Linked DNA regions of Homo sapiens: all the other regions are linked to region 2. Evidence: chromatin loops called from intact Hi-C (ENCODE). Cell type or tissue: OCI-LY7. All regions are shown on one strand. Links, peaks and the distances in the headings refer to the core of each region. The heading gives the core; the rest is flanking DNA.

Region 1 (8,432 bases), core at 2,260-4,759, 550 kb after region 2:
TTCAAAATTTGCCAAATTCATGAGTTGTTTTAGATGAAAAATCAAGCTAACTAAAACTTTAAAATTTAGAAATTTATCATCAGGTCTGTTCCATTTGCACTTTATTTTTTTTTAAAGCTCTTTAATTCCATTTTCACTTAAGAAAAATTCAGAATTGTCTTCTCTGCTATATTGTCGCCTTTTGCCCTCGTTGGTCTCCTCTCATTTCTCTCCTATGCCAGGACACTCGCGATTTGGAAATCCAAATCTACTGAATTTTGCCGAAGGATTGAAACACATTGTCCACATGATATTCTTTTAAAAATGTCGCTGCATTTGAACCATCACCCTCCCCACCTGTGAATACACAGTTATACTCACATGTAGTTGTTTTGCTGATTGGAAGAACTATTTGAGAGTAAATCACAGGTGTCATAATCTTTCACTCCTTTGATCTTTAGCATGTATCTCACGAAAAAGAGAGTATTCTCTCAAATTACCTAAGTGCCTTTATTAGTCTCAGAAAATTCAACATCAATACAAAGCTAATATCTAATACACAATCTATATTCGAGTTTTATGGCATCTTTATGGTAATTTTTTTCACACATGGCATTGAGTTGCCATGTTCTTTAGTCTCCTTTATTCTGTAATGTTCTCTAGCCATTGTTTATTTTTCACCATATTGGTGTTTTTGAAGAGTGCCAGAATTTGTAGACTATTTTTCAATTTGAGTTTATCTGCATCATATAATTCTTTTAAAAGCCAATTCCTATTAAGCATTTCATATAGAATTAAATTTATGGTATAGTATTTGTAGCTGGCATCTCTTGGTACCCAGAAGTACATGTATCAGTTAGTTCTCACACTGCTATAAAAAGCTGCCTGAGACTGTGTAATTTATAAAGAAAAGAGGGTTAATTGACTCATGGTTCCGCATGGCTGGAGAGGCCTCAGGAAACTTACAATTATGGCAGAAGGTGAAGGGGAAGCAAAGACCTCGTTCACATGGCAGCAAGAAAGAGAGAGCGAGGAAGAGCAGAGAAAACTGCCTTATAAAGCCATCACATCTCGTGAGAAGTCACTCACTATCATAAGAACAGCATGGGGTACACCACCCCCATGATTCAATCACCTCCCACCTGGTCCCACCCTTGACAGGTGGGGATTATGGAGATCACAATTCAGTATAAGATTTGGCTGGGAACACAGAGCCAAACCATATCAGTGCCTTTAGGTTTAAACGTGGTCCTCTCCGCGCAGGTCCTGTGCTTTGTTCAGCATCCTTTGGTGTCTGTCCTCTCCAGAGAGGGAGATGGGTGCTGCTATTGAAGGCCAGGATACCAGTGCTAACAATCTAGGTGGGGACAAGTCACAGTGGGCTCCCTCCCTGACTCCACTGGAGTGAAGGAGAAGCTGTGGGCCAGTGTCCACTGCAGGAAGATGCAGCCTGGCCCACAGGGAGCTTTGGCAGAGACAGTCCCCGGCATCCTGGCCTCCATGGTCCTGAGGGCTTTCATGGAGTAGCTGACTTTGCACATGAGTTGGTGGATCCTCCACTGCTTCAATGTTCAGCCACTAAACGAAGCTTCAGATGGAGACCCCAAGGCACAAAGGCACACATCGCTTCCCTGCACGTGGCTTCTCTTTTGCCAGACGCTGTATTGTTCACACTGGTGTGCCCGTTGGTTACTCTAGGTGGGTCGGAGATTTTTCCACATGAACTTGCTCCCAGGAAGAGTGGCACAAGAGTGGCACAAGAAAGGCAAGCCTTAGACCCAGTCCTGCCAAGCACGCACCCATTTCTTGGTAAGGAGGCACAGCACTTCCCTGCATCTGTCCTGAAGCTCAGGAGAACCCCCATCCTATGTGTCCAGGCAGTCTGTCTAGTATTTAGCAGGACAGGGCTGGCACAAAATGCCCTGAGGCAGAATGCAGGGCCCTCCAAGCAACCGGGGAGACCCAGGTCCATGAGGGTTTCAGAGCCCGAATGCAGTGTCGGACACATTAAGTGCACAGATTGCTGGGTTCTCATGCCTCATGTGAGTTAGGGGGCTCTGGAAGTCTAGACCAGTCCCGACAATTATGTTAGATAACTCAGCAGTAAATAACAAGGAGTTAAATTGCATCGTCCTAGTTGTCAGGAGAGAGGCGGTCAGTGAAGGCTGAGGATTTGGGGAGAGCCGCTTCTTCCCAGACCTGCGTCTCCTCCAGGGTACTGACCCTGCAGGCTATATTCTGACCCACTCCTGCTGTGGCTCTCACCAGCCTTGCTCTTCCTGCTTTTCTCTTGTTCTGCCTTTCTGTGCTTCACCCACTGGTTGGGGATTTGTGGAAGCACCTTTCTAGAACCACAGAACAATGGTTCTTTGTTCTTTCTAGAAGAAACGTTCTAGAAATGGTTAAGTGTTCTTCCTAGAACACAGATCTTTCTAGAACAATGGTGCTCACAGGGCCGGAGTTCTGAGCCCTACACGAGGCCATTTTGCCCAGCACTTATGAATTTGCACTGGGAAAACCAACTACACATCTGTGGATGCAACCCTGTACATCCTGGTCCAAAAAAGATGATTAAAAAGGTTTTTTTTTTTTTTTCCAATAAAATCTTATTAGGGAATCTAAATAAATCTAATTAGAGAACAAAAGAGAATCAAATCTGATTAGGGGATAAAAGAGAATAACCCATTTGGAGATTTTTAAAAAGTAGTGATAAAAGAAAAACTTCAGCCAAATTAAATTTAAAGGTGTTTGAATAAGGAACAATTCATGAATCAGGCAGCATTTTGAGTCAGGGTTGGCTCAGAGACTCCAGTGCAGCCGTGTGGTGGAAGATTTATGGACAGAAAAGGGAATCGAAGTATAGAAACAGCTAGATTGGTTGCAACTTGGTGTTGGCCTTATTAGAACAAGGTTCAAAGAGTTGGCTACATTTGATTGGCCAAATTCAGTGTATGGGCTACAGTCTGTTTACACAGTTATAGTTTCTAATGTACCAAAAAACCTTTAGGCGAAATTGAAAATATGTAAGAAGGCAGCTTTAAGCTAAACTTGATTTGACAGTAGTGAGGAGAAAATTATCAGAAGTAAAAATTGCTATCCTGGCCAACAAGAGTGAAACTCCGTCTCAAAAAAAAAAAAAAAATGCCCAACAATTTTTTTTAAAGATATTAAACTGGTTTGGATAAAACCCTTTTCAACACTGGCTGCTCCGCCCCCTCTCCTCCCGCCATCTGAATAAGGTCTTGACTAAATTCCCTGACTGCTTTTCGCCTTTTATTACAGAGGCTGGGAAGTGGCCTTTTCATTTGGTACCGTTTTTGGACCACAGAGTCTTTCTCAGCTCATCAGTGCCCCCTGGTGGTATGCAGGGTGAGGGGACAATAACGAGTCCCATTGTTCACCGGCTGGTGACTGAAGGACATTTTCTCAGAAGCCCTGCACCTCCTCCCCTGTGACTCAGGTACACCTTTAATATTTTCTTGATGACGATATTTATTGATAGATTGTACTAAGTTAACAGCATCAAGCTCAAAAGAAGCACAGTTAAAAACCAAAGCCATTTCCCCACCCTCTTAGGGTCCATTTATTGAGGCCCTAATATGTGTTAGAGACTTTCCTGGATTTACTTTTCTGATTTTTATTACATTATATTTTCAATTGTGTGGAATGGACTACATAAGATACAAATTGTATTTGTATCTATTCAAAGCAGGCACTGTGAATAAAAGGTGCTTCCAGGAATTCCCGGTAGAAGAGGGAGTGCAGAACGGGAGAGCCAGGGCAAAGCAGGAGGAGCGCAGCCCTGGCAGGAACAGGTCAGCATGCAGTTTGGATCAATAGGGAAACACCACGTCTCTTCGTGTGCACAGGCTTCTAAACTTCATGGGATTGTTTTCAGCATCACATGAGACCCTGAGTAAAAGGCTCACTGAGCCTGGGGTATCGTGAACGCCGCACACATGGTTGTTATTATTCACTTGGCAATGCCCTGGTCTTCCTGTTCCCTAGCACTTCCGCAGTGGCATGGAAAGGAGAGCATAGGAAGCCTCTTTCCAACCGGCTGGGGGCTCCGTTGTGGCCTCCGCCACCCTAGGGCCAGGCTCCCAGTGTTCCAGCTTTTTGATGTCCCGGCTATTTCAATTATACCCACTCATTCAGGGAGTCCCATAAGTACCCAGGTACATTAATTTTCTTCAAAGTGCATCTGCAATGCATGGTTGGCTGACACGCTGACAGCCCCATCGCCAGCCAGGAGCCGTGGCAGAAGCAGCCCCACAGTCAGACCGGTGAGGTTAGGCTGGGAGTTGCTTGGACGCTCACTAGTGCTTCACCATGAGATTCTTCCCTGGAACAACTGGTGTGTGTTCTTGGCTGAACTCGGGTCCATTAGACGTTGACTTCACATTGACCTAAGAAGTTAAAGGAAAAGGGTCTCTGGCTGACGGGGGCGGGAGGGGGTGGGGTGGTGGGAACCGGCCACGCCGGGAAAGGTGCAGTAGGCGCACACAATTGACTGAAGAGGACAGCTGAGACTTATACGGAGGATTCCACCTACGTCTCCAGCCAGCCTTACGGTTCTCCCACTGCTGCTCAACACTAAGGGCCCTGGGAGAGCGGGTGCGGGCGGCTGAGCTCTGCCCGCATCCCACCTCTCACGCAGCCGCGGAGTGGACTCGGCCTGGGAACCCTTGTAATCCAATTGCGGGAGGAGGTGCCAGGAATGACCCCTCCACCGTGGGCTGTGGGCGTGGTGGGAGGATCATTTCACCCCAGGACAAGGGTGAGCCCTTAGGAAGCTGGAATAGATACTTCGAAGCCCGAGATGACCACTGTCCACGGCAGCCTCAGTCCCTTTCTCCCAGAACATCATTTAGCTGTTGAGCTAAATCATCCACTTGGCCCCTTACAGCCTCGACCTCGTCACAATGAAGTAGATGAGGCCACAGAAGCCTTTGTTATCTCCACGAGCAGCTGGAGCCCGGCTTTGGCTGAGCCCTGGCAATGCCTGCTACACCCCAGACCAAGGTGATACGTGGGTGGCTGCTGCGATCGGAATGTTTACACCCCCCCACCGCCATATTCATCTGTTGAAATCCTCACCCGCAAGGTGATGGGGCTAGGAGGCAGGACCTCCGGAAGGTGAAAAGGTCATGAGGGCAGAACCCTCGTACGCGGAAGGTCATGAGGGCGTAACCCTCGTACGCGGAAGGTCATGAGGGCGTAACCCTCGTACGCGGAAGGTCATGAGGGCGTAACCCTCGTACGCGGAAGGTCATGAGGGCCTGACCCTCGTACGCGGAAGGCCATGAGGGCGGGACCCTGGTACGCGGAAGGCCATGAGGGCGGGAACCCTCGTACGCGGAAGTTCATGAGGGCGGGACCCTCGTACGCGGAAGGTCATGAGGGCGGGACCCTCGTACGCGGAAGTTCATGCGGGCGGGACCCTCGTACGTGGAAGGTCATGAGGGCGGGACCCTCGTACGTGGAAGGTCATGAGGGCGGAACCCTGGTACATGAAATTCGTTCTCTTATTTAAGAGACAAAGAACGCCCTTGTTTTTTCCACCACGTGATGGCGCAGACAGAAGACAACCAGCATCTATGAACCAGGAAGCCCCCACCAGGCACTGAATCTGCCCCTGCGTGGATCTTAGACTTGCAGACTCCAGAACTGTGAGCAATGAATTTTGTTGTTTATAAACCACCCAGTTTTTGGTATTTCGTTATGGCAACCGTAATGAACTAAGACAGTAATTTATTTCCCCAAACCTTTCCAGCTAACATGGGCTTTCGAGCGGATTTTCAGAACATAGAACTTGCTGGTTTACTCCCTATTACCCGGGTACCTACTGACAGCAGGCACAGCATGGAAGCCAGTGCTACCATTTAACTACGAATAAGCTGATCTCAAGTTTACAGGCTGGGAGTAAAGTCAACCTTAATCAAGTAATCATTCTAGCAGGGTTATAATTACAAACGCAGAATCCACATTCTTCTGAAAGTAGCACAGTTTCACGAGGGATCATGGCAGGAATCAGATCTGAGAATAAACCTGGCCAAGAAGTCAGAGTCACAGGGGTTTTGTGACAGATTATTTTGTCACTCAGGTATTAAGCCTAGTACCCAGTGGTTATTTTTTTCTCTTCTCCCACCCGCCACCCTCGAGGAAGCCCCAATGTCTGTTGTTCTCTTCTTTGTGTCCATGTGTTCTCGTCATTTAGCTCCCACTTATAAGTAAGAGCATGCAATATTTGGTTTCTGTTCCTGGGTTAGTTTGCTTTGGATAATGTCCTCCACCTCCACCCATGTTCCTGCAAAGGACATAATCTCATTCTTTTTTTTATGGCTGTGTAGTATTCCATGGTATATATGTACCACATTTCCTTTATTCTCTCTGTCATTGATGGGCGTTTAGGTTGATTCCATGTCTCTACTATTGTGAAGAGTGCTGCAGTGAACATTCATGTCTATTTGTCATTATGGTAGAATGATTTTTATTCCTCTGGATATATGCTCCATAATTGGATTGCTGAGTTGAAAGGCATTTCTGCTTTTAGCTCTTTGAGAAATGGCCATACTGCTTTTCACAATGGTTGAACTAATTTACACTTCCATCAACAGTATATAAGTGTTCCCTTTTCTCCACAACCTCACCAGCATCTGTTGTTTTTTCACTTTTTAATAATATCCATTCTGACTTCTGTGAGATGGTATCTCATTGTGGTTTTGATTTGCATTTCTCTAATAATCAGTGACACCGAGTATTTTTTTTTCATATGCTTTTTGGCTGCATGTCTGTATTCATTTGTAAAGTGTCTGTTCATGTTCTTTGCCTACTTTTTAATGGGTCTGTTTGTTTTATTCCTGTAAATTTGTTTAAGTTCCTTATAGATGCTGGATATTAGACCTTTTCAGATGCATCGTTTGCCAAAATTTTCTCCCATTCTGTAGGTTGTCTGTTTACTTTATTAATAGTTTCCTTTGCTATACAGGAGATCTTTTAGTTTTAATAGATCTTATTTGTCAATTTTTGCTTTTGATGACACTCTCGTGTATGGTTGAAGTGAGTAGAAATTATCACAGCCTTCAGGAGGATTGTTTGTTATTAACTTTCAAAAATTAAAAAGTACACATGCTTTTGCTGCAGTGTCATGTCAGGAAATTTTCTTCATAGATGCTCACTCACGTAACCTAGTATCTGCAATATATATACTGATATGGTTTGAATGTGTGTCCCTGCTCAAATCTCATGTCGAATTGGAGGAGGGTCCTGGTGGGAGGTGATTGGATCTTGGGGGTTGATTTCCCCCTTGCTGTTCTTGTGATAGTGAGAGAGTTCCCATGAGATCTGATGGTTTAACAGTGTGTGGCACTTGCCCCTCACTCTCTCTCTTCTGCTGCCATGTAAAGAAGGTGCTTGCTTTCTGTTTGACTTCTGCCAAGATTGTAAGTTTTTGAGGTCTCCTAGTCATGCTTCCTGTTAAGCCCACAGAACTGTGAGTCAATTAAACTTATTTTCTTCATAAATTACCCAGTCTCAGGTAGTTCTTTATAGCAGTGTGAGAACGAACTAATATAGAAAATTGTCAGAAGAGTGGGGGACTTTGGAGCTGAGTAATGGGCAGAGGTTGGAACAGCTTGCAAGGCTTGGAAGAAGACAAGAAAATGTGGGAAAGTTTGGAACTTCCTAGAGACACGTTGAATGGTTTTGACCAAAATGCTGATAGTTACATGCACAATGTGTGTGTGTGCACGTCTGTGCATGTGTGTGCATGCATGCATGTGAATGTGTACCTGCACGTGAGCTAGTAGAATCATCATGGGCCTGCAGAAGAGGCGGTTTCAGTGATCAGCCACATCTGCGTTTCAATTCAAGATCAGCCCCTTCTAACCAGCCCACCTGTGTCTTTGAGCGTCCTGCATGGTTAGTGGTGATGAGGGCCCGACCCGGCAGGATTGTAGAGCATCCCTGCAGAGAGCAGCTGCAGAGCTCCCGGCTCACCCCTGGCACCATCGCATGGGATTGTTGCACTGGGCTTCGAATTTTCTCAATCATAATGCAACACTAATTTTGCATTTCTAACTTTGCATTGGTATTAGTTTCCCAGGGCTGGCATTGCCAAGTATCACAAATTTGGTGGTTTAGAACAACAGAAGTGTATTATCTCACAGTTCTAAAGGCCAGAAGTCCAAAATCAAGATGGCAGCAGGTTCCTTCTGAGGCTGTGAGGGAGAATCTGCTCCGGGCCCCTCCCCTCTCCTTGGGGTTCGCTGGCAATCCTTGCTGTTCCTTGGTTTGTAGGCACATCTCCTCAGTCCTCGGCCTTCCATGGTGTTCTCCCTATGTGCTTCTCTGTGTGTCTCTGTGTTTAAATATCCGCTTTTTGTAAAGACACCAGACATATCAGATTAGGGCCCATGCTACTACAGTATGATCTCATCTGAAGTAATGAC
Region 2 (6,387 bases), core at 22-2,521:
GTAACATCACATTTTGAGTTGGATGATGGTGGTTTTTATGTCTTACAGATGAGTCTTCCCTTTAAATGCTGCAAAGTGCTGCATAGTAGATGTTAAATGAAAGTCAGAAAGAATCAAATGTGCTGCAAATAATTGAAGGTAAGAAACAACAAATATTTCCCTTCAAAAATGTTAATAAAAGTGTATTTTCTCCTACCTTTCTCAAAGCCAGTTCTCAAGACATCTAATGAAAACGAGTCTTGTTTACGTAATGCAGGGATAGGCAGACTCTGAAGAGCCACATGGTAAATATTTAAGCTTTGTAGGTCACACAGGTCTGTGCCACCTATTTGTCACCTTCTGTTTATTTAAGAAACTTCAAAATGTGAAAGTCATTCTTAACATGCAGGGTGTAAAAAAACAGGTGTGATTATTGGTCATAATGAAAATGTAGTAGGCCACTAATTGAGGAATGGTCAGAATTACATTTTTTCTCTTTCCTGCATGATGGGCCACACCTGTTTTTTCATCACGATGGAAACAAACAAGCAAGTGTGTATACTGCAAGTGGTGAACTATGGCTTTGGAACCACACATCTGTCTTTAAATTCTTACGCAAATGACCTATTTGTGCTGGTGTTTCCTTACAGAGGACCAACGGTAATTTAAGTAAAAAGTGACAAGGATGGGACCCACTCTATAGGATTCACTAGACAAATAGTTATTAATAATTTATTGATGGTGGTATCCATTTTGGAAAGGAGATAAATATATCTTCAACTGACTCATAGGAAAAAGATGGTTTGCTTTTTCTTTAAAAGCATTTTTCCTGTCAAACTTCCAAGATAAACTTGTTGTTTTTCTGCCAGAGAAGCCCTAAGACCCGGAGGAATGTCTGCATTCCAGTCTCTGGTCTTGGGATTCCCTGTGCCTGTCGAATCCAGCCAGCTGTTCAGAGGATCCAACTCAAAAAGTCTCACTTCTCACCCCACACGCTCATTACCTCTCAGATACTTGGTGTCTGCTTAAAACGAAAGCTCTGGAATTAGCATCATTGAGAGGTAACTGTTGATTTAGTTTATTAACATATACTTCCACTGAAATGGCTAATAGATATGGTCTAGAAACCAAGGAGAACTCAAAATGGAAAGCTGTCTATTCTTTGGAAGTTCAAGGCTGTGCTTTTAATTGATGCATTTAACTGTAAGAAAAATGAACTATATGTTCATTTGTTTCTTTTAATTGGAGAGATGTTTGATGGAATTGTTTGTGACTAACAGTGTGTTATTCAATGATATGACCCCCTGATTATTAGGTATTAATTTCCAGACCTGTGATGTAATGCTACCATATGCCCACAAGATGTCTGTCTTTCCCTGTGTGTTTTCCACATAAATAGAATTTCCGACGGTATTAGGACTTAACCGAACCTTCTTGCTGAGGGGAAAGGCCATCCTCTGGGGCATCCTAGGGTGGAAGGCGTCTTGTGGGAACCACTTTGCTATCCGCCCACACACGTTCCACCAGGCTTAGTCCTAAGCTGTCTTTGCTCCAGTTTTTCTCAACACTCAGGGTTATAGTGGTGGGGTTTCGACTTGTCCTCAGACATCAGCAATTTGCTCACAGCCTCAGCTCTTACCCTCAAAGTGATTTGAAGCCAGAGAGTAAACATGTTGCTTCTTCCTGAAACACTGATGTTACTTAGAAACCGGACAAATAAAATTTAGTTTTGAAACAATTAGTTTGAAATAGAAAGCAAAACTGATATGATTATTAAGCAAAATTTTCTTCAACCTGAGAAAGCTGATTGAGAAAAGTAAAAAAAAAAAAAGCAACATTTGAAAGGACTTTCACAACTCTCACATTGCAGTCGCCCTCTGTAAAGGAGGACAAGCCCACTCTGCCTTGCGGGTTTGTGAACACCTGGCGGCTGTAAGAGTTGGTCACACGAGAAGCTTCTTGTAGCTTCCGGGATCGGAGGAAGAAGGCGGCAGGTGCTCAGAGGTGACAGGTGTTGAGGAGGGGATTCTCTGTAGAGCAGCTGGCAAGGGCATGTCCCACCTAACTCTGAGGAGGGATAGGAAAGGGAGGGACATGTTTCCCCTTCACCTGAGGCCAGTGGGGGGTCTCCTTGGTTTCTAGACCACATCTAGCAGCCATTTCAGTGGATGTATATGTTAATAAATTAAATCAACAGTTGCCTCTCGATGATGCTATATTCCAGAGCTTTGTTTTAATCAGTGCCCCCACGAAGTGAAGCACTCAGAGTCAGATGCTACATGCCCTAGAGTGGTTCCAAGGGAACCGTGGGACAGCTCCAGGAGATGGGTTGGAGGTGACTGAGCCGCATGCTCACCCGCACTGGGATGAGCAGGAGTTCTGCATACTGGATACGGTGGGCATTTCAGTGGGAGCTGCGAGGAAAGCGAGGCTGAGGCAAAGTGAGCAGCCAGAAATAAAACTTTGCTCTTCCATCCCCCATTCAAAGAACTGTAGCTGGATGTCCACAGCTGGAAAGTCCTCACTTTGAACTGTATCCACACAGCACCAGTGGCAGCCACTCACCAAAACTTGTTTCTATTCTGTCTAGTTATTCCCCAGCCTCCCTGCACCTGACATGTGATTAAGTTCTACCAGCCAAACATCAGCAAAAGGGGCCTGGCCCCTAGGGCCTTCCTGTGCTCTTTGTCACTTCCTGCTGACTGGAAGAGGGATGAATCCCAGGACCCTGAGCTGGTGGTTAAGTTACTGTCTCTCGGCCCCACACCTTCCCTTTTATACTCTGCCTTGTGACGTAGGGACTGGGGAGCCACGTGCCACCTCTCCTGCCAGAGTTCTGTTCAGCTGTGCCAACAGATATACACAAGGAAACCAGAAGATAAGAGGTAGGAGAGGGGCCTGTGCCTCCCATTCTGTCCTGTCCGACTCCTGGTCCTGCTAGCGTCTTGCTATCCTTGCTTTCGCACCTGGCAGTGGCAGTTCATGAACAGAGCGGCATACGAATTGGGTCTGCAGTTTCTCTGACACACGCAGAGCCAGCCTCATAGCATCCCCTCGGAGATACCAGCAAAGTTGGTTTCCCAGCTCCACAGAGCCCTGAGTCCAAGAGCAGAGGCCTCAGCACCAGCCCAGAAGGTCCCTTCTTCATATGTCTGAGTGTGATTTCTGGGTGGCAGCTCCTCCACATTTCTGAGTTTTGCTCACTCCTTCCTCCTTCTTTTATTCTCTCCAGCCCAAGGTGTCAGCTGCTTCTTGCGGTGGCTCCTCCTGTGATATTTTAGTGTTTTGCTTTTACCTTTTCTCTCTTAAAATAATCTGGGTGTAATGTGGGTCTCCTGGCTGAGCTCTGCCCCAGTCCTGTGCGGAAGATGCTCTTCCGTCCCAAGGAGCTCGCTGCAGGAGAGAAGCCCACCCCACCAGCCTGTTCTTTGTTCTTGGACTATGACTCAAGCACTTTGGGAAGCCAGGTTACAAAGACTGCATCTTTTTCTCCTGATCCCTTCTCCTACCCCAAGCTTGGAGGGGTCACAAACAAGCTGGTGAATAAGGAAAATGTTGGAACAGAGGAAAAGCCTGTCTTGCCCCATTCCCACCCACCCACACCCATCTTGCTAGCGTCTAAGAACGGCCACCAGCTCCATGGGTAAGAAGCTAAGTTGAAGACAGGAAATAAGTGACAGCACATCACACTGGACTGTGTTGTCTCCGAGTGACTGGAAAGGCTAGGGTGTGTGCCCAAGACTGCATCTGGGGTAAGAAGGAGCCCAGAGGACAAATCCCACAGACAGCAATGATTTAAAAACCAAGACATGGAGGAAGTGACTTTATGATCATCTTCTGCTCAGTACTGCCCTTGCTGAGGCATGTGCAGCCCCTTCTCCTCCTCCTCCTCCTCCCCCTCCTTCCCCCTCCCTCCCCGTCCTCCTTCCCCTCTCCCTCCTCCTCACCCTCCTCCTCCTCTTCCTCTTCATCCTCCTCCTCCTTCTGACTCACCTCCCAATGAATTCCTCAGTTGTTGTGTGTGCCCAGCTCTCATCCTTCACAGTGCACAGCTCCAATCAGCCCCTCTGCAATATTGGGCTTGGCGTGCAAGTGGCACCCCCTTCCATCCTAGGCAGTAAATCCAACCAGTTCTCTAAGGTCCATTCAAGTCCAGTTTCTATGGGAAATGTCCTTGATAGAGTTTTGAATATCAAACTTTTTTGGTTTTTTTTTTTGGTATCATTCTTGGTCCTTCCCTTTTTTTCCTTTGTCTCCTCGCCACATATAAGCAGCATGAGTTCTGTTGGTAAGATAGCTGTCTGCCTGTCCCACCACAGCCATCATGGTCGCTGCCATCCCTGGCAGCCGGTTCTGTCCTGGGTCCTGCGAGGAGCATCTCCCTGCAGCACGATGCCTGCATGTGCCCCTGTTCTCCCACTTGCTAGGACCGAAAACTGAGGAGTTTGTCTGACTCCTCTTTACTCCCACGCCCTGTCACGGGGTCAGCCAGCCATAGTCAGCATGTGTGTGACTCCCAGCACCTCTCACTGTGTGCATCATCCTCTCCAGTCCTTGTGCCCTGACATCCGTGCCAGTGGGCAGAACCCACTCTACTTACTGTCATGTCCCCAACACCCAGACCGTGTCTCCTAAACATCAGTTACCAAGAAATGATTGCTGAATCAGTAAGCTGAGTGAATTAATACATTAATATGTTAAACAGCTGATATCTGGGTAAAAGTATAATCCAGTGAGGTTAAAAAGCAAAAGCTGCAGCAATCATGCTCCTTGGTCTTTACCGAGATGAGTTGAAACTTAACATCACACACAATCCTGCACATGAGTTGAAACTTAACATCACACACAGTCCTGCACATGAATATTTAAGCAGCTTTATTCAGAATTGTCAAAACATGGAAGAAAGCAAGATGTTCCTTTAGTAGGTGAATGGATAAATCAACTGGGATGCATGCAGACTGAATTAGTCTGTTCTCACACTACTATAAAGAACTGCCCAAGACTGGGTAATTTATAAAGGAAAGAGGTGTAATTGACTCACAGTTCCACAGGGCTGGGGAGGCCTCAGGAAACTTACAATCATGGAGGAAGGGGGAAGCAAACATGCCCTTCACATGGCAGTAGGAAAGAGAAGTGTCAAACAAATACGGGAAAAGCCCCTTATAAAACCCTCAGATCGTGTGTGAACTCACTATCATGAGAATAGCAACATGGGGGTAATCACCCTCGTGATTCAATTACCTCCCGCTGGGTCTCTCCCACAACACATGGGGATTATGTGAGCTACAATTCAAGATGAGGTTTGGGTGGGGACACATCCAAACCATATCACAAACCATGGAATATTATACAGTGCTAAAAAATAAATGAGCTCTCAAGCCATGAAAAGGCATGGGGAAACCTTAAATGAACATTACTAAGGGAAAGAAGTCAACCTGAAAAGGCTACATGCTGTGTCCTTCCAACTATATGGCATTCTAGAAAAGGGAAATGATAGAGACATTTTTAAAAAAAAAAAAAAGTGGTTTCCTTGGTTTGAGATAGGGGAGGAAGGGATGAACAGGCAGAAGGATTTTTAGGGCAGTGAAAGAATTCTGTATATCATAGCGGTGGATACATGTGTTACATTTGTCAAAACTCCTAAAATGTCCAACACTGAGTGAACCCCAATGTAGACTATGAACTTTGGCGTGACACGTAACAATGTGTCAGTGTAAACTCACTGGTTATAACAAACGTACCACTATGAGTGTGGTGTTGATAGTGGAGGAGGCTGTGCATGCATGGGGGCAGGTGGTATATGAGAACTCTGTCCTTTTTGCTTGATTTTGCCGTGAAAGTAAAACTGCTCTAAAAAATAAAGTCTCTTTGGAGAAAAAAAGACAACAAAAACCAAGAGCAAACTTCCAGGCAGTGGGAGTAATGACAGGAAGTCTCCCTATCTGGAGTGAATGTGGCATGTTAAAGCATCAGAAGTCAGCTCAGGTAACCCAGACTATAGTGAACAAGGAGCCACTTGGTATTGATTTACTTAAGAGGAGGGATGGGGCACAGGCCAGATCATGTAGAGTCTTGTAAGCCAGGGTAGAAAAGTTTTAGATCTTTGAAGAGGTTAAAGAAATGGAGTGGCATAATCTGACTTTACTTTAAACATATTTCATACTGCCTCTCATGGGAGATGGACTGGGACAAGGCAGCAGAAGAAGCCAGGACACCAGGGACCAGGCTGTGATCCAGGACACAGAGAATGGAGGCATGGCTGCAGTCCTGGCAGTGGAGTTAGATGGAAATAGAAGGAGCGAGGATCCCAAAGTGTATTCCAAAGAGGCTGTACTACATCCTACCAGCAGTATATATGAGTGTCCAATTCCTCCCCTTCCTTGCCAACACTAGATATAATCAGTCTCT
Region 3 (8,432 bases), core at 2,260-4,759, 330 kb before region 2:
CTGAAACTAACAGAAGCAAGCCAATTTCACTAACCAACCAATCACATACAAAACAAAAAAACAAAAAGGACAATAACAAAAGTTACACGTTCATGAAATGATCTGAAATGGTTTAAACTGCAACAATCAGCAAAGGAAGGCATGGATTATGCAAACACACACTGCTTGTAATTGGTGAGAGAATTAGAAGCTCCACACAATAGGAACAGCAAAGAGGATGGGTGGAAAAGAAACCGTGTTTGGCCAGGCATGGAGGCTCACGCCTGTAATTCTAGCACTTTGGGGAGCTGAGGCAAGCAGGTCACTTGAGGCCAGGAGTTCAAGACCAGCCTGGGCAACATAGTGGGGCCTCATGGCTACAAAATTTTAAAAATTAGCCAGGCATAGTGGTGTGTGCTTATAGTCCCAGCTAGTCAAGAGGCCGAGGTGGGAGGATTGCTAGAGCTGGGCGGGTCAAGGCTGCAGTGAGCTGTGATCACTCAGTCCCACAAAAAAACAAAAAGGAAAGAAACAAAGAAACAGTGCAAAAAGTTTAATACTGAAAATGGGAAGGAAGTTACAGCCCTCTCAATTTCAATAACCTCAAATTGCTTGCATGTCTCACAAAACAACAGGTTAAGGTATGAAGAAAAAGTTGGGTAGCCAGGGTCTGCTGTCTGAGGAGTCAGATGCAGCCTCCAGAGAAGTGTCACTCCCGTCCATTCTCACACCCAGATGCACCAATGGGCACCTGCAGTGATTACCGTGAGGAACAGACCAGTTCATTTCTAGCCCCAAAGTCTCTGCCCACAAGCTCAATGGTGCATGAATACATTTTTATTTTAGTTTGGGGCAGAATGTATTGACATCTTTAGGAATTATTTGCATACCACACATTCTTAACATTGTCTAAGACAATTGATGAACATTTATTTAAAATAGTTCTTATTCCAAATATTGCTACTGTTATTGTTCATAAAAGTGTGACTTGAACTGACATACAGAGTAGATTTTGAGTATCTACAAGTTTTGCCACAATGAATGCTATGAACGTCACAGACTTTCCTAAGGTTAAGAGATACTTCAAATCCTATGTTCATGGAGGTTCTGAAAACAAGAGAGAAAGGCAATCCAGTACAAAGGATGAGGCCACCGAAATGCCAGAGCATTTGTTGTTATTTCACTTCTGAACTTGATGACAAGGGAGGACCTCCACCCAAGGAAACACCAGGACTCAGGCCCAACCCACATCACTCATCTTGAAAATGGAGAGTCTGTGAACATTTGAATAAAAAGATTAGCATTATAACAGCAGGGAGAAATCTCAACAGGGAAATACTCTATTTATAAGCTGAGTAGAAAATATAAATATTTCATCCTCATTTTAATGTCTCAAGTGAATGCTAATTTCCATAAATATCCCAGTGTCCTTTCAATTTTCTAACATTTACTCATTCTGTGATGTAAACAGTCTTAACACAAAGACAGGAAGCTTTCACTATGATCATTTAAAGAAGAAATACTCACTTTTCTCCTGGCATGATCTTCTCCAGTTTAACTTGAACGGGAGGAAGTTCAGGAAAACAGAGACTGTTCCTTCCTTGTAATACCTATTCAGTTTCCGGCTGGGTGCGGTGGCTCACGCCTGTAATCCCAGCACTTTGGGAGGCCGAGGCGGGTGGATCATGAGGTCAAGAGATCAAGACCATCCTGGATAACACAGTGAAACCCTGTCTCTACTAAAAATACAAACAATTAGCCGGGCATGGTGGCGGGTGCCTGAGTAGTTCCAGCTACTCGGGAGGCTGAGGCAGGAGAATCACTTGAACCTGGGAGGTGGAGGTTGCCATGAGCCGAGATTGCGCCACTGCACTCCAGCCTGGCGACAGAGTGAGACTCCATCTCAAAAACAAAACAAAACAAAACAAAAAACATATTCAGTTTCCAATGAAACTGGAAATCACTAATCACACCTATTTTTTTTTCTGCTTACAGTAGCAAACCAAACTTTCAAGTCACTGAGACAGAATGAGTCTTGTTTTTCTTAACATGTAAGTGAAGCAAACAACCAGATGAACAATTTAATTATAATTGAAGTACAGGTGCAAATGTAAGGCAGGATCCCCCAGGGCTGTCTCTATTGGGTTCAATTTCTAAAACTGATCATCTGGCTGACTCTGGCTAAGGCTGTTGCTGTTAGATGTCAGGACAGGGACCTCTGGAAAGTTAGCTTGGAATTACCTAGTTTCAAGCATGTCTTGTAAGCACCAAAGAAAGGAAGTGATTGGTCAGAAAAACACATTGAGTCAGGTGCCTTCCCCATGGGATTCTCCTTGTTCTACTTCAGGTAAAGACGAGTAGTGAATTTACAAAAATGTATTACAAGAGCATAACCTCACTAAAATGGGATACGCATTCCTGTGAAGCAGAAATGGGACCCAAACACACTGTGTTTAGTAGAGTCAAGACTCAGACCTCAGAATCAGATGGGAGACCCATTCCTGCTGAGCAGCATAGACTGGAGGAGACCTCTGTGAGCAGGGACCAGTGAGGCTCACTTACCATCGTGTGTCCCTGCAGCGACAGGGCTGAAGAGCTGATATGAACCGAGTTCTGAACTAGGCCTTAATGGGCCCCTGAAGCCTTAGTAGCACTGTAGTCTCCTTTCTCCAAGGAAGATGTGTCCCAAAGCCCCCAGTGAACACTGAAACCACAGGTTGCACCAAACCTTCTATGTACTATGTTTTCTCTTATATATGTACCTATGGTAAAGTTTAATTTATAAACTAGGCACAGAAAGAGTTAACAGCAATAACTAATAATACAACAATTATGATAATATGCCAGCATCACTACCTTTGCATTTTGGGGCCGTTCTTAAGTAAAACAAGGGTGACTTGAATATAAGGACTGTGATACCACAACAGTCAATCTGATAACTGAGATGGCTGCTATGTGACTACCAGGCAGGGAGTGTAGACAGTGTGGATCCACTGGACATAGGGAGGATTTTTGTCCTGGGCAGGATGAGAAGGATGGTGAGAGATTTCATCATGCTATTCAGAAAGAATTTAAAACTTATGATTGTTTATTTCTGGAATTTTTTATTTAATATTTCTGGGCCACCGTAGACCTATAAACAAAAAATAAAACTTTAAGGCCCCCAATCATCTGAGTGGACCTCTCCTCTTGGCCAAGGGCATTCCAGAGTTAACCTGAAAATCTAGTTCAGGCCATGATGGAAGAGGGGGTTGGACCTAACCTCATTCTACCCTTCCAGCATGAACATCAACACAGACTTTAAGTCTGATAAGAAACATGTACAACCTATTCTCTCTGAAGCCTGCTACCTGGAGGCTTCATCTGCATGATAAAACCTTGGTCTCCACAACCCCTTATCTTAACCCAGACATTCTGTTCTACTGATAATAACTCTTTCAACCAATTGCCAATTAAAATATGCTTACATCTATCTACGACCTGGAAGTCCCCCCTCCCACCTTCGAGTTGTCCCGCCCTTCCAGATCAAATCAGTGTAAATCTTACATGTATTGATTGATGTATTATGTCTCCCTAAAATGTATAAAAGCAAGCTGTACCCCAAACACCTTGGACACATGTTATCAGGACCTCCTGAGGCTGAGTCACTGGTGCGTCCTTAACCTTGGCAAAATAAACTTTCTAAATTGACTGAGATATGACTGAGTTATTTTGGGTTCACAGACCAAAGGTAACTGAAAACACAGAAGTGAAACTGCAAATAAGTGGGTGCTATTATATCTGTGTGCAGACAGGGAGGGGAAAATTAAGCACAGGTGAACATACACATGAAACAACTTGAGACAAGCCTGGAAACTAAAATTCCAAAGCACGTGAAGAAAGACAGTCCCAGTGATGGAAGTCTGAGCTCCACAAACTCACTAAAGAAAGCATTCATCCCAAAGAAAGTGCAAGTGAGAGAGCAGTCTTCCAAAAGAGAGAGTGGCATCCAAAGAGACAAAATAAGAGCAATAGAACAGAAAGCGAACACAAACCAAGTAGAAAGAGACTATTTAAAGAGCCAGTTAGAAAGTATAAAAAAATAAATTTCAACAGGGTAATTAATGTGTAATAAGAATAAGGTGTTAGGGAATTAAAATGTTGTGGTGGCAAATATCCAAGTCTCATGGCCCCAAGTATGTTACCAGTGGAAGGTATCCAAGTAACCGGCGGTGAGTCTGTAGAGCTCTGCAGCAACCTTAGTTCTTGCCTCCTCAAAAGAAAGAATTCAACTGAGGGGCATAAGGCAGAAGAGGAGACCGGGACAAGTTTCAGAGCAGGAGTGGAAGTTTATTTAAAAAGGCTTTAGAACAGGGAAGAAAACAAAGTACGCTTGGAAGAGTCCCAAGTGGGCACTGAGGTCAGGTGCAGTGTTTAACCTTGACCCCAGGACTTTGTAGGCTTGCCCCTTTCCCATGATTCTTCCCTCAGGGGGGGCATTATTTCCCAGATGCACGGTGTCCTCCTTAGCCTTGGGAAGTGAGCACAGGCAGTGTGTTTAAGAAGCTGTGCACATGCCGGTCTGAGGCTTTCTTCCCTTTTCCTGTGGAGTGCCCCGAGTGGGTCATACTCCGCCATTTTGTCTCTTCATGCACATGCCCAGGAAGTTACTTCTCCCAGGCGCCTGCATTCAATGAACACTTTACTGCAACAGCTGTGGGGTATCAGTAAATGGCCTCTCCCTGGCACACGCTGACAATTTATCACTTTTAGAGAGGCAAAGTGATCATTGTCGAACCATCACCTGACATTCCTAGTGGATGAGGGAGGGCCCTTTCCTGGCCTGCTCATGCTTGTCTAAATACCTGTAACAAAAGACAGCACCAGAGTACTCAACCTGAATTACAGAGAAATTTAGAACAAAGAAAACATAAAAATGATCGTAAAAGAGTAAGGATAAATTGAGAAGCTCCGACATTCACCTGGAGTTGGAGTTAGATGGAATGGTGAACAGGCAACATTTGAAGAGATAGTGGCTTAGAATATCCCTGAAGTAAAAAGAGACATAACTTCACAGGTGTTTCCTGGGTGTATGTGCAACAGGGTAAACTTTCAAAGTCTGTATCTAGTTACGTCATAATGAAACTGAAGAATATCAGGGGTAGAAAGAAACTTATAAAAGTTTCCAGGAGATAGAAAAAAAAACAGTTAACCCACAGAAGACTGATAATTTCTTAACTAAATATTAAAATTAACCGCTGCCTAGAAAAATCCATTAAAGGATTAAGTATATCAATTAAAAGATTTAGTTCATGCAGATAGCATAATTATTCATAATACAAATTGAAGCATCCCGTTCAAAAAAGGTAATTCCAGGCACAACCATAAACAAGAGTTTATGGTTATAATAAGAACCATAAACTCTTATCACTAGAGTATATCTTTGAGTTCTGTTCAACCTCTTCCTCTGTCTACACTTTAAAAGTCTGCAAATCTTTGGATTTGCACATGAATAACCCTCAGATCTGCCCTTTCAGTCCTGCTGCCTTTCTCCCCACGCAAATACCTGTGACCATCTCCTCCACTTCGATACTCAGCCCCACTCAAGGAACTCTTCAAGCAGTAGGATAACATCATGTGAGGTGCCTTTTTTTCTTATCTTGGTGAATGCTATCTGCACCCATTGCACAGTACTAACACACTATCTTATGATTTATCTACATGGTGCAGCAGTATGTTCCTTCAGTGTAAAGCAAAACATAATTTTTATCTGATATTGTATTTTGCAAGCAAAGCCTCAAATAGTTCATTAATTGTTAAATAATTATGTAGATGGCTTGAAGATCATTTTATAACGTGCACAAATGTTTTGCAAATTTTCCTTTATAAGTTTAAATGTTTTTTAATGATATTGGGAGGAATCAGTGGGCATTTCTGTCGGGCTGGGGACATTACAATTTTCCCAATGTAAAATAACAAAACGTAGTCTTCTGCTTTCGGAAAATTCAGAATTAGTTTAGATTTGTGTAATGAAAGTTACTTGGATTTGCAATGCAGTCATTATTGCAGTCACAACTGATTTTTCACCTTCTGGTTTAAGATCTTGTTATGCAACAATACAAGAAACTCATCTACAGAAAGCTCTGCAATGAAACCCGTATTGTAAGAGGGATTCGGTGACCCAACAGAGTGGGACTAGCACACCCGTTGCTTCGGGTCTGACCCTACCTGCCTCTTCATCTGTGCACCATTCCTCTCCCACCCCTAGGACCAGTTCATGCAACTTGAGTTTGTCTGATCAGTCATGATTTTAAGTAGGATGAGAGTTAGGTCCTGCATGTGAGGATTCAGTATTGAATTATACTTGCAGCTTGGACTAGCATGAGGGTTCTAGGTCCTTTGTTCCCTTGACAATGTTGAATTTTACCTGAGCCTTGTGATCCTGAACAATAGTGATAATTGAAGAAACCCTCCCACCCTCTTTTGTCCTGGGAAACAGTTTATTGCAAAGAATCACTCTTCTCTGTGTAACGTATACAAGACTCACAGTTGCTCCCCTGTATACCTACGGAAAAAACAGACACAGATCCTTCAAATTCCCATTCCTTGCCTCTTAAATAATGAGCTGAACTCTTTGCACTCACTCACCAATCTGAGGAAAATACCTGATCCACCAAACTTCTCTCCTTCTCCAAGGTCTCTATACTTCAATTTATCCTCCATCTGAACCAGCAGACAATCTCTCCTTAACCACCTCTCTCAGGAATCAGTTAGAGAAAAACACTCCCTGATGGATTGTGCCATCACACCACCTACTCTCCTAAAGCCAGCTCTTTCTAGCCTAATTCACTTCTTTCTATAAAAGAAGAGTCTTTTCTGCTGACCTCTGAGACAAGTGCACATGTTATGGCCAGAGCACACTCCCTACATCAGTAGTTCCCCTCCCTTCATTGAAACAGTCCCTTTGGATAAAAAGTCTTTCTTTATCTAGTTCCAGGTTTGTTCTTATTTGACACCATGTACTTAAATCTTTATATCTGAGTTCCTGGATCTAGGCTTTTATTTCTGAAATACCCCCAGGGTCAAAAATCATGTCTTTAAATTCTGAGCTTGGGAGCCAGCACTCATTCCTCTAACACCTAACAGTGAGGTCAGACACTGCCTCAGCTTGGGAAAACTGTAGTCCCTGTTTCCTGTCAGCCTCTGACTCCACGGGATGCTGCTACCTTACTTAATTCCTATAGTCTCAGTGTATTCTTCATCATGTGATAAATACTTATTAAGTCACGCAGGTGAATTCACTAGGCTAACCTAGGCTTCCTCCTGAATCTTGTCGCTGTGGGCTTTCCTACAGTGTCTACCTCAGCCCAGTGAGTGGGTATGACCTCATATTCTAGCTTCTCAGAGTCTTCTCAATTCCCCTGTATCTCAAAATTTGAAAAAAAAAATCATCGCAGCACTTCTATTTTAAAATAATGAGGGAGTACTGGGGAAGAATTTTTACAAAACTCATGGAAGCCAAGACATTTTATAGGGTTTATAACATTAAAACAAACTGTAAACAACATAATTGCCCTTCTTTAAAGAACTGTGTTTAAAAATTTCATCTATGTATATGACAAACCATTATAAAACATTTAAACAAGCAATCCAGATCTTTAAAAATCAATACAGTTAGATCTCAGAAAATATGCTGAGTTTAAACATTTTGGATTAAATTTCTCTAAGGATTACAAATATCAATTTCCAGTAGAATGGCCTATCTTCAGATATCAAACTATTCAGCAAGTAAGATATTTTGGCAGCAACTTTTCACAAAGATTTACATTTTGGAATAACTTAAAATGAACTGTGATTATCTCTATATTAGGATGTTCACTGCTTTCTACCATAGCAACCATCTCCTAAATAATCTCTGCATGCTTGGAATTTATGCATAAACTTTGCTGAAATAATTTAATTTGGAAATATAAGGCCCTCCCTGAAGTAATTTGGCACTCATGAGACATTGGCTGTTTTTCCTGGAAAATTTTTCTGATAACTAACATTAATGTAAGCTTGTGTGGCTAGATGATACCTCATCTTATACACACATATGTCAACCACAGGATTGCAGACGCAGAACTACAGGGTACAGTACTCAATAATAGCCCAATGGAATCAAAGTATCCTTGTCTCTTAGCTAGAATTGTTCTCATGCAGATTCAGCTGTTTAAGAAATATGGTTATTATACACTAGAAACTTTCAGAAGACTGCTTCCTGCCCTTCCTCTGTCACCTCAGTAAGAGCAAGTCCTCTCCAAGTTGTCCTCCATGAAAAAAGGTGTGGAGAGAGGAGAGAGCACAGATGCATGTGAGATTTGGTTGGATCAAGTTGTACCTATACCACCTTCAAGCTTTTGACCATGGCCAAGTCACCTAAACACTGGTTCTCATCTCCTTCACTGGTGAAATCATCTAAGTCTCTCTTTATA

Evidence for each region. Hi-C counts contacts between places; a loop is a spot of excess contacts. Peaks named below come from ENCODE experiments on the same cell type or tissue, not always from the same donor. Only the 100,000 strongest peaks of a DNase experiment are listed, where the experiment ranks them.
Region 1: it touches region 2 in a loop (10-fold over the local background); 67 of 110 quality-filtered maps call a loop at or near these places.
Region 3: it touches region 2 in a loop (5-fold over the local background); 2 of 110 quality-filtered maps call a loop at or near these places.

The regions. Positions count from the first base shown.
Region 1 is chr5:4,863,235-4,871,666 of GRCh38, reverse strand. It overlaps LOC105374629 (a long non-coding RNA gene), which reads right to left and starts at 5,157. Exons shown (of 2, transcript NR_188249.1): 1 at 5,080-5,157; 2 at 3,454-4,388. LOC107986400 (a long non-coding RNA gene) reads left to right here and starts at 5,285. Exons shown (of 3, transcript XR_007059111.1): 1 at 5,285-5,651. RefSeq lists enhancers at 4,151-4,651, 4,652-5,152. In OCI-LY7, for the core only: CTCF peaks have their summits at 3,136 and 3,341 (motif pointing left); a DNase peak (open chromatin) is centred at 3,306.
Region 2 is chr5:5,414,502-5,420,888 of GRCh38, reverse strand. LOC101929200 (a long non-coding RNA gene) reads left to right here. Exons shown (of 6, transcript XR_001742583.3): 2 at 49-138. Among named protein-coding and RNA genes, the nearest start is that of ICE1, 5.0 kb to the left of the region's middle. RefSeq lists an enhancer at 1,537-1,606. In OCI-LY7, for the core only: CTCF peaks have their summits at 1,145 and 1,347 (motif pointing right); DNase peaks (open chromatin) are centred at 1,368 and 1,918; H3K4me3 peaks cover 93 bases.
Region 3 is chr5:5,748,321-5,756,752 of GRCh38, reverse strand. No RefSeq gene overlaps it. Among named protein-coding and RNA genes, the nearest start is that of ICE1, 330 kb to the right of the region's middle. RefSeq lists enhancers at 3,683-3,822, 3,973-4,032. In OCI-LY7, for the core only: no CTCF peak of the experiment used is centred there; a DNase peak (open chromatin) is centred at 3,722; H3K4me3 peaks cover 2,135 bases; H3K27ac peaks cover 2,500 bases.